2 separate regions of the Mus musculus genome follow, and region 1 is linked to region 2. Evidence: chromatin contacts called from ENCODE Hi-C or POLR2A ChIA-PET data. All regions are on one chromosome and are shown on one strand. Each heading gives the region's core, a stretch centred on a gene start or an enhancer-like site at or near the end of the contact. The rest is flanking DNA. Distances are from core to core; before and after follow the strand shown.

Region 1 (5,430 bases), core at 59-2,558, 35 kb after region 2:
TCTCCCTTTACCTCCTATTTCCTCCCCCTTGCATCTCCAGCAAGAGATAAGGCCTATTCTAAACTCTCATCCCTTAGCAGATGGCAAGTTTGGGGCGGAGGGTGGGGATGGGGTTGGAGTTGGGGGCTGGTGGGGAGGGGGGAATCACAGAGTTAATTTTTGATGTAATTTTTGAGAAAATGATACATAGTTGTTTTAAGGTTCCAGAGCCCAAGAAAAAAGTTAATTCTGAACTTTGGAGGGAAACAACAACAACAACAACAAAAATCAAGTAAGGCCAGATGGGGGCAATTTTCATTAGCCACAAATCTGGAGAAAAGTCACAAATTCAAAGAGCGATCTAGAAATGGAATATAATGTACCCGACAGACAGACGTAGAGGCTTCTTCCTCTGGGGCCTGGGGGGAGGGGTTACTCATCAGACCTGCTCCCCGCCCCCCCAAGGACCCTCAGAGACGGAGGCCGGAGGCCTGGGCTTAAGACGCTCGGAGAAGGGAGGTGGGGAGGGAGGAGGCGCGCCAGGATGCAGGAAATGGCGCAAGCACACGCGCAAGTTTCGGGCGGAAATGAACTGTGTGTTCCATCCCGGAAATCGTACCGAACGCTCGGACTGGGTGACTTGTGATTAGGTCTCCGGAGGGGAAATAAGACAATTTGCGACATAGGGTCCTCCTGCAAGCGGAAGATGAGAGGCGAGCTTTCGAAGGGAGGCAGAGGCAGAGGCAGGCCTGGTCTATAGGGCGAGCTGCAGCGACAGCCAGGACTACAGAGAGAATCCCTGTCTCGAAACACACACACACAATCTCACACACACACACATAATCACACACACACCACACAACCACAATGAGGCCAAGTATATGGGTAGATCAAAAAAGAAAAACACATGGTTAGACACTAACAAGGCAAACGTAGGACAGAGCAGGGAGATGTGTGCAGACGTTCAGATTTGGGGGGAAAGTCTGAAGAGAAGATGGAGGCTGAAAAGAGGGGGTAAGGGCGGAGGGAGGCGTGGAGACACAGTTGGGAGTGTAAGTGAAACCCAGCGTACTGTGTCCAAGCGCATCCTTACCTTCCCACACCATTCTCATCGCCTTTGTGTCTCCTTCGAGACCACCAACCAAGATCTCCTCACACCCAAACACTCTGCCCTCCGCTTCCCCCAGACCCATCTCTGTGGACCCTGGTGACACGGAGAGGCCCTGCACCTGCTGCAGTAGTCAGCACAGGGCTGGTCTCTGCTGCCCTCGGGCGGCCGTTTCGGGTACTACCTCAGTGAGGTTCGAGAGGAGGACCAGTCATCAGTGTGAGGATGACAGACACCCACCCGGTGCAGGAGACTGAGTGAAAACGGGAGCGCTAAGACCCAGTGGGAGTGGAGGACCGCATCAAGGGCCCGGAGGAGTAGGCGCTGGAGGGTGGGAGCCGTCTGGTACCTCGGTCGCCTTCGGAACAGCATCCTCTCTAGTGATAAAAATGGCCAGTCAGACCCAGGGTATCCAGCAGCTCCTCCAGGCTGAGAAGCGGGCAGCGGAGAAGGTGGCCGATGCCAGGAAGAGTGAGCCCCCCTTTCCTCTCTTAGGAATATGGAAGGAGAATTTAGGAATAGGGGATAGCGGGCATTTGAGTCCTTAGGAAAAAAAAGCCCAAGGACAATGAGGACAGATGGGGGACTGAGGCTATTAGGGTAGAAGAAACGGGTGGGTTTTACAGTCTAGCATTTGGTTGGTTGACAGGAAACTGGATAACTTTCTAGAGGGCACTGATCCCACTAACGCACCTGGTTGTGTGTGTGTGTGTGTGTACACTCACTGTCCTTCTGCCTCTAGGGAAGGCCCGGCGACTGAAGCAGGCGAAGGAGGAGGCTCAAATGGAGGTGGAGCAATACCGCAGGGAGCGGGAACAGGAGTTTCAGAGCAAGCAGCAGGCGGTGAGTTGAGGGGGACAGGGATGGCCCCACCCAGGTGCAAATCGGTGGGTGCCTCTTGCCAGGTGTATACAGGTGACTAAGAAATTAGGGTGTCTGAGAGCTGAAGAGGCCCTGACAAGGACCACACATTGGTAAAGCTTTGACGGGATCTGTAAGGTCTGAGGGTTTTAAAGGGTACATGAGACTTGTGGGGCAGCCTTCACAGTCTGTATGGTGGGGACAGTTTTATGGTCAGTCTCAGAAGTAAGGATTGTGCCCACCTGCTTGGTATCTACATGTTTTTGTGGGGTGGGAATAGTTTCGAAAAGGCTTCCCAGGCCTTCCTCTGAACCTTTCCTCCTACATGCTGGGACCCTCCTTTCTCTGTGTCTGCTTTTTTCTTTCTCTCCTCCGCCCCCATCCCCCAGGCCATGGGCTCTCAGGGGAACCTGTCTGCTGAAGTGGAGCAGGCCACAAGACGGCAGGTTCAGGGCATGCAGAGTTCCCAGCAGAGGAATCGGGAGCGCGTCCTGGCTCAGCTTCTCGGCATGGTCTGTGAAGTCAGGCCCCAGGTCCACCCCAACTATCGGGTTACTGTCTAGAACCATCGCTCAGGGACACATCCCTAGAGTGACTCCTTCTGTCAGCTCCGTCCACAGAGAAATATCCCAACTCAAAACCACTTGTGTCGCATGCGCAGAGCCTTGGGTTCAATCCATAATATCATCCCCCCCACCCACCAAATCGCTTCACATAATAACCTGTTGCTGGAGGGGAGGCTTCTATGTGACAGGATCCAATATTCCCCCCTGAGACTTACAAGTAGCCTGTTCAAACCCGACAAACCCGAATCTCTCTGTTCCATGACACCCACTGGAAGTTTACTAATGAATGCCCACGTCATCCCCACCGGACCCCTCTGTGAAATATATGTCCTGGTGACAGTTATGAAAGCACCCTGACTTCAGAGCAGGGGAACCTCTGTTCCTCTCCCACCCCTGGTCCTTGCTGGTTACACAACTGGGACAACTATTTAACCTGGAAGCCTCAGTGTCCTCATCTTTGTGACTGGAATGACAGCAACAACGCTCACTTTGTAAGGTGGCTGCTGTGAATTATCTGTGAGAATTCAGCATAGTTCCAGATGACGGAGTGCCTGTATCATGACCGCACTCTGCGTGCCTGCCAGAATTCTAACCCCCTCTCCTGACTTTTTTATTCCTTGTGTTCCAGCTTTGTTCAGCCACTGTGACACTAGTAACCCTCTAAAGAATTTGTTTCTCTGGCTCTCCCTTGGCACATCATGCCCCCGAACAGTTAAATGATAATGTTATTTAGCCCCTCTGTCCGAGTCCCAAATATATATCAAATCTCTTAGCACCTCTCTGTTTCTCCTGAGCTGGTCTTTCTCATGGTTGGCCCCCCTCTTTCTCTGTTTTCCCAAATCTTGCTGCTTCCGGGAGCTGAAGATATCTATGACATTCACATGCATGCATTCCTTTGTGTGCCCTCAGCACCTTGCCTCCTTGTGTAACAGCGGAGTGTCAATAAAATACTGGTGGATGAGTCAATTGTTGGTGAAAGCAGCCTCCTTTTTGCCTTGCCGTTGCTCACTTTGGTTCGCTGTCCTCAGAGTTATGCATTTATATAGTTTCCAAAACACTGCAAAGGGCTGTCCTGGAAGCTTTATGGAGAAACAAAAGGACACAGTACTGTGTCCCCTCTTGAACAGAGAGTTGCATAGATAGTTGTAAGGGAAATGTTGGCAGAGCAGCACTCTGTCTCTTTCCTGGTTTTACACTGCTCATCAGCACCAGAGACAGAGACAGACAGACAGGCAGGCAGGCAGACAGACAGACAGACAGACAGACAGACACACACACACACACACACACACACACACACACACACACGAGAGAGAGAGAGAGAGAGAGAGAGAGAGAGAGAGACAGAGAGACAGAGACTTACTATCTTACTAAGTATCTCTGACTACCCTGGAATTTGCTAGGCCAGGCTAGCTTTGAACTCACAAGAGATCCACATGCCTCTGCCTCTTGAGTACTGGAATTAAAGACGTGCACCACCACGCCTGGCTTGACATTATGTTTGGGTATTGGCTCTCATTATGTATCTGATGATAAAGGTCGTTGTATCCCCAGAGCCTAGATAGCACTTGGCACACACTTGGCAGTTGAGGAATACTTTGGAATAAAAAGATGCTGGGGTGGGGAAGGAGGAAGTTGGGGTGGTGGTGGTAGGGGGTGAGGGGGTGGGACACTGCTGGTCTCTGACCCCCATTCCTTTATCAGTTCTCTTCACTGCTCATTTCACCCTGAACTTGAATCAATGAGGTAATTCATAGTCTTATATGACTTTTCTGTAGAGAGACATTAAAAAAAAAACTATAAGCCAGGTGTGGTGGCGCATGCCTTTAATCCCAGCACTTGGGAGGCAGAGGCAGGTGGATTTCTGAGTTCAAGGCCAGCCTGGTCTACAGAGTGAATTCCAGGACAGCCAGGGCTACACAGAGAAGCCCTGTCTCAGGAAAAAAAAAAAAAAATCTATGCCAAATAAGGCAGTCATGAAACACCAAAGATATCTCACCACCCAAGTCTCACTTGGCAGACCAAAGAGCTCGCTGGAGTTATTGGCAGTATGGTGGGTGATAGGTTACTTATAGGAGTGAGACTGGAGTAGCTTCCCATCAGAAAGTCGCCCACCAGCGTGACTTGTATGCAGACCAAAGAGTCCTGCCACCAGGAGCTGTTTATTGGTGACACAATCTGGGAGAAGTGTTCCGTGTCTTGCAACTTTTTTTCTGAATTTCCTGAGCCTTCTCCACTCTCATCAGGAGGAAATGTTTCGGGGGAAATAGCTATACAAAAGCAAGGAGATTTTTGAAGAGGAGGGACACATGTGATAGGAAATTGGGGTGCTTACACCCTGGTGTTTCCCTGCTAGCTGTATTGCCTTGGCCACCTTGTTTTATTTCTCTATTTTCATATGTTTACAGGAAGAGTGGAGCGGGGCATGGGTCTGCATTCAAATCCTCCAGCAGGAGAATTGAGAGCTTGAGGCCAGTCTATATAACTGCTCAAACTCAGTAACAGAGAAAGGAAGAAAAAAATGGCAAGACAGATGAGGGGCACTCACCTTGCTGTGGCCCCAGTGGCCCAGGTTTTAAGCATTGTTAAAATCACAGCCAGCTGTTAAGACAATCCCTTCCTGCCCTGGCTACCTTAACGAGGACTGTCAGCATGGCCATTTTGAATCTTCTATAAAGTCTTTGAGGAAACCACACAGCTAATGGCTCAGCCAGGATTGTTTCTGTCCTCTCTCTCCTCCCCCAGTGGAGGGTGGAACTTCCCATAGTCCAGTAGCAGGAAGATGTGTTATCACTGATGCCAAAGGGACAATATTATGATTGGTGCAAACACAAGTCTTCATTTGCACGAGTTTGCTGTTTGCTGTGTTTGGTGCAAACACCCTTTGCTGGCTGTAAAGCAGAAAGTTTGGCTCAC
Region 2 (5,416 bases), core at 2,903-5,402:
TCTCCTTTCCCTTCCCTTCCCTTCCTTTCCTCTTCTTTTCTCTGTTCTTTCTTCCTTCTTTCCCTTTTTCTCCTCCTCCTCCCCCTCCTCCCCCTCCTCTTCCTCCTCTTCTTCCTTCTCTTCCTCTCTCTCCTCTTCCTTCTCCCACTGACCTTGAAGCCCTCAACAATTTACCTGCCCCTACCTCCGAAGTGTTGGGATTAAAAGCATGGCTACACACCCACTCCTTATGTGCTTTGGACCTTCTGCACAGAGCCTTCCAGTGGGGTGAGAGGGTGACCAATTTTGGCTAAAGTCTAGTCAGGCTTCAGAATCTTCTATACCTAGTCATTGCCTTCCTTGTAAAACCTAGTTTTCGTGAAAAGCCCCATTCAGTCGGTTTAGCAAGCTCCCTCTCCTAGACTGGATCACCCTCAGTCATCCCGTGCAGCCCCTGAGGTGATGTCTGCTCACCTGGCCTGTCTCAACAGGCGTCTTGTCTGATCTGTTTAGACAAAGTCCCCCTACCCCGGATTTTTCTTTCCTCTTAGTCATTTGCCATCCCCCTAACGCCCACCCTGCTGGGGCTCTTAAGACCCACTTGCTCTCATTGAACACTCTACAACAAGTCTCTGCACCAATAACTAATTCTGAATAAAGTCGGCCTTGCCTGCTTCAGCAAGTACTATTGAATAACAACAACAATAAATTATTATTATTATTATTATTATTATTATTATTATTGGTGTTGGGATCAAATCCAAGCCTGCATATGTGATTAAGTAATTTAAAAACCAACAACAACAACAAAGCATTTAAACAAGGTGTTTTTCTCTTTCCAATCCACCCACCTCAATACATTCATCATTTGTCTGAAACACTGGAAAACCAAAGCCAGCAATGGCTCCTTCTTTGTTGTGTTGCTTTGGGTTTTGAATTCAGGGTATCCCATACACTGAGCATCCACCCTCACCCCAACATGCTCCACAGAGTCACATTTTCAGCCCTGTGTCTTTTTAAAAACTATTTCACTCATCTTCAGAGGTTTGGAAAAATAAAGGGGCTGGTGACCGAAAGGCAGAGCTGGCTGAGCCCAGCCCAGCATGGAGCAGGGATAGAGCTTAGGTCTCCTCTCCGTGGACCATGCCCGCTCTGTCTGTTCAGAGGCAGGTTGAATGGTGCAGGGTGCGCAGTTAGACACCTGAAGCTCTGCGGCTCTTCCTTGGCTGTGATTCAGGTGCCTGAGAATGTGGCTCCTCCCCAGCTCCATGGGAGCCACAACAGCCGGAAAGAACTGCAGTACTTTCCCAGCAGGTATTGGAATTCCCAGAGTGGGAAATTCCCATGCCCCAGGGCAAAGGTAATTAGGGTTAGGCTCCTGTTTCCGGGGGAGAGGTAGGGATGTTGGCTGCCTTTTGTTCCACGGGGGTCTTGGGGGTCTTAATGGCCCAGGGGTATAAAGACTGAGATCTGGACCCAGAGACTTTAGGCCTCCGCAAAGAGATGGATGCAGACTTCATCCCAAGACAGAAATCACATTTCTTTTCCAAGCGATCTTTATTTCTCTCAATGACCCGTAGGGCGATTACAGTCACGGCTCCCGTGGGGAGCAGAGGTTCAGTGATGTAGCGACAGCCTGGTCACCAAATCAGCGTTATTAAGACAATTGGGTTAGATAAATATTTTGTTTTAAACATAAGCAAAAGAGGAGGCAACAAGGTAGAGAGGCCAGGTGGGGACAGCTCAGCTCCGTTTTCACAGAAAACATGTCTGTCTGAAGACAGCTTCCCACACTGGGTCCTCCAGGACACCCCGGCCTTCCAAATAAATACATTCATAAGCAAATAAATAAATAATAAATAAATAATAAATAATAAGTGCAAATATAAATAGAGGGGGGCTGGCTCTGTGAGGAAGGCTGTGCATTGCACCTCAGGGAAGAATCTGGAAAGGTCTGAAGGTAGGAAGGCCTGAGATCTTATCCAGCCTCATTCTGAGACAGAGGCAACCTGACCACTCTCCCTTTGCAGAACTCAGGAATGGACATTCGAGGCTCCAGTGAATTCGGAAAGCCCATTTGAGTCCTTGATGGTGGTGCATGAGAGGCCCACAGTCCAGGTCACTGTCCCAGCATCTTGTGTTTCTGAGTAGTTGTTGAAAGCTCTGAGCACAGAGTTGGACCCTGAGCCATAATCCCCTTTCTAAGTTAGAAGGATACAGACTGGGGGCTCTGAGGAGTAGACAATAAAGGGGTCAGAGTAAAGGGGTCAGAGTGGGGGCTGGGTAGAGAATGGATGAACACCCATTCCCTTCACAGAGCAATGACTCCAAAGTAGACCTGCCCGGACTCCGCAAAGTCTAAGTACTTGGGCAGATTGACCTCAGCGCTGAGTTGGTCCCCCTTCTCCAGCTGGAAGACTCCTCCCAGGTATATGGGCTCATACCAGGGTTTGAGCTCAGCCCCCTCAGGGGTGTCCTTGGGGCAGGGGCTCTTGACGGCAGAGAGGAGGTTGACTTTCTCCTGGTATGAGATAGCAAATCGGCTGACGGTGTGGGTGAGGAGCACGTAGTCGGGGCAGCCTTGTCCCTTGAAGAGAACCTGGGAGTAGACAAGGTACAACCCATCGGCTGGCACCACTAGTTGGTTGTCTTTGAGATCCATGCCGTTGGCCAGGAGGGCGTTGGCGCGCTGGCTCAGCCACTCCAGCTGCTCCTCCACTTGGTGGTTTGCTGAGGGGGGGGGGGAGGATTGAGTCAGTGTCACCCTCTTAGTTCACACTCCACATCCTGAGCCTCAGCAGCTACCCACACTTCACTTCCGGTTCCTGCACCCTCTGTCTTTCCACATCCCATTGGCTATGAGGTCCCGGGTGGCCCCCTGATGCCTTGCTTTTGAGTCACTGCTCTGACTCTCACGTGCTGTCTCTAAGAGCTCTGTCTTTTCTCAGCCTGGCTCGACACCCCTCAACCCGCCCCCCAAAATCATGCCCCTTCATTCTCAAGGCACATGTAAAGAAATCTTACCTACGACGTGGGCTACAGGCTTGTCACTCGAATTTTGAGAAGATGATCCTGGAGGGGAAGAGACAAAGGCAAGGATGAGCCTTTTAGGCTTCCCAGCAAGCATCTATGCACTTAGACCCCTTTCCTCCCAAACCAAAGCTTTAAGTTCTCCCCCCACCCCATCTCATCCCATGCCTAACTGCCCTTCCTCCATCTTAAATTAAGAGAGAGGTGTGGGAACACTTACTGAGTGTGAGGGTCTGGGCCATAGAACTGATGAGAGGGAGGCCATTTGGGAACTTCTGTGTAGGAAAAGGAGGTTAGTTAAGACAGACTCACCCCAAAGGAGAAGCCTCCCGGCTGATTGCCCCGCTTACAGTTCCTCTTTGCCCCACCCCACCCCCCAGCTTTGTGTTTTTCTTCTTCATTCATTCATCTGTCCAACCCACGGCTTCTTTCTGCGGTGCCCTCTGTGCTTGATCTCCCGTTATCTCCCCTTCATCTTCCTCCTTATCTCTCATGCCTCTCTCATTTCTGTCTCTGAGTTTTATCTCTTGCTTATCCCCTCTTCCCCTGGCCACATCTTTCCAGATCTCTCCACGTGTGAACACACTTGTTCGTTCATTCATCTCTCTGTGCATCCGACGAAGGATGTTTAGTCAGCTGGACGCATGGGTCCGAGGTCCTGACTCTGTCCCCTCCACACTCTCCTCCACCTTGCCCTGCCCATTAGCCCACTTCTTTCCCTCACACTGTCCTTCTTGCCCTCCTAACCCGTTTTGCTTGTGAGCGAGAATAAGGGTTGCCCAGACACTCACCTCATCCCTTTGGGGACCGATCACCCCGAAGTTCAGTAGACAGAAGAGCGTGGTGGCCCCTGCCACAAGCAGGAATGAGAAGAGGCTGAGACATAGGCACCGCCTGGAGTTCTGGAAGCCCCCCATCTTTTGGGGGAGTGCCTCTTCTGCCAGTTCCACGTCGCGGATCATGCTTTCTGTGCTCATGGTGTCTTTTCTGGAGGGAGATGTGGCGCCTTGGGCCAGTGAGTGAAAGGGACAGAACCTGCCTGGTTGGCTGCTTGCTTTTCTGGGAGCTATTTCCAAGATGTTCTGGAGTTTCTGTTCTCCCTCCTGGCTAGTCCCTTGCTGTCCTCGCTGAGGGAGCTTCTGCTGGCTGGCTGTGCAGACGGCCGCCTTTATAGCCCTTGGGGAAGAGGGCGGGGAAAAGCTCTCATTCAACCCTCGGAAAACTTCCTTGGTGGAGAAAACCATGATCTCATGTGGAGGAAGCGGTAGTGGCCCTACACCTCTGTCTCGGTTTCTTCTCCATCGCGGGGGCAGAGGGTTTGGAAAGTTGGGGACACCCAGGCATCAAGGAATCTCCTCCCCGTCGTCCCCACCAGGATTCTGTGGCAATCTGGGGCCAATCAGGAGGGTGTGTGTGTGTGTGTGTGTGTGTGTGTGTGTGTGTGTGTGTTGTATAGGACCCTGAGAACTGAAACCCATTTCTTCTCTGTCCTCCAGAGCTAATCATTGTCTGTTTCTTTGTAGAAAGACCATGCCTGTGTCTATTTCCTTTTGATTTCTAAATGGGACATCCATGGGGGAGAACTTAGCATGGGGGGGTGCTTCTGAAAGCTGGGTGCATAAGGGGGGAGACATGATATTGAGGAGGGAAAGCCCCCTGTTTGAGTTCTTGGAGGAAGTGGCTGAAGGCAGAGCAGCTTGAGAGTTGGGAAGTGTGCATGGGCTTTGGGAGGGCTGGTGGGGGGGGTAATGGGATGAGTATGGGGCAGCCCCAGAGGGAATGAACTCAGCCCTGGGAATTCACGGACCTCACAAGCCTTCTCCTTTCACTCTGATCATGAGCTCAGGCTGCTGCTTTGGGTCCCTGCTCCCAAGTGAGTTTTCCACGGAGCCTCTGCCATATCTTGACTGCGGTACATCAACTCAGACATTTAGGTCCCACAGCCCTGCTTCCAGGATTTCTCCCAATCCGTATGACTCCCCGGTCTTCCAAGGATTCCCCTCCCCCACCCTCCCACTCCTAAACACTCTCCCACCCTCCAGTGGAGTCACTTCTCCCCAGAACCCTCATCTCTCTCCACCCTTGGATGGATCTCCCTAGCTCATCCTTTGGGTCTCCTCCGGCAGTTAAGCTGCCTCACTCCCGTGAATCCACCATGTCTCTGGGAGCTGCCTGCTCCTCATGTCTCTTTGCTCTGCCCGGATCCCATGGACCAACTGAGGCCTCTGTCCCCTGCTCCACTCCTTAAAGAGACCAGGAAGTTTCTCCCCCAACGCAAGACAGACACAAGCAGACAGAATCTCAGAGAAAAGAGGTTTATTGGGTTTCACAGATGGTGCAGGGGGTCCCTGTGGATGTCTAGCCAAGCAGTGGCTGGCTTTTAGAGCTTCGTGCTTTCTTCTAGAAC

What was found. Hi-C counts contacts between places; a loop is a spot of excess contacts on that map. ChIA-PET counts read pairs that join two places held with the same protein, here RNA polymerase II (POLR2A).
Region 1: a loop to region 2 is called in a map of gastrocnemius, with 3 times the contacts of the local background. The contact joins the promoter of Atp6v1g2 here to the promoter of Tnf in region 2. A Hi-C loop is called at or near these places in 12 of 37 maps with a recorded cell type or tissue (T-helper 17 cell, T-helper 2 cell, adrenal gland and 3 more). POLR2A ChIA-PET finds 5 or more read pairs at or near these places in 1 of 5 experiments (embryonic stem cell).

Annotation. Positions count from the first base shown.
Region 1 is chr17:35,235,288-35,240,717 of GRCm38, forward strand. It overlaps Atp6v1g2 (ATPase, H+ transporting, lysosomal V1 subunit G2), which reads left to right and starts at 1,309. Exons shown (of 3, transcript NM_023179.3): 1 at 1,309-1,558; 2 at 1,830-1,930; 3 at 2,338-3,480. The coding sequence starts at 1,477. The coding sequence ends at 2,511. It overlaps Nfkbil1 (nuclear factor of kappa light polypeptide gene enhancer in B cells inhibitor like 1), which reads right to left and starts at 499. Exons shown (of 4, transcript NM_010909.5): 1 at 363-499. The coding sequence starts at 419.
Region 2 is chr17:35,197,855-35,203,270 of GRCm38, forward strand. It overlaps Tnf (tumor necrosis factor), which reads right to left and starts at 4,153. Exons shown (of 4, transcript NM_013693.3): 1 at 3,801-4,153; 2 at 3,230-3,284; 3 at 3,004-3,051; 4 at 1,513-2,709. The coding sequence starts at 3,986. The coding sequence ends at 2,291. Lta (lymphotoxin A) reads right to left here. Exons shown (of 4, transcript NM_010735.2): 4 at 5,311-5,416.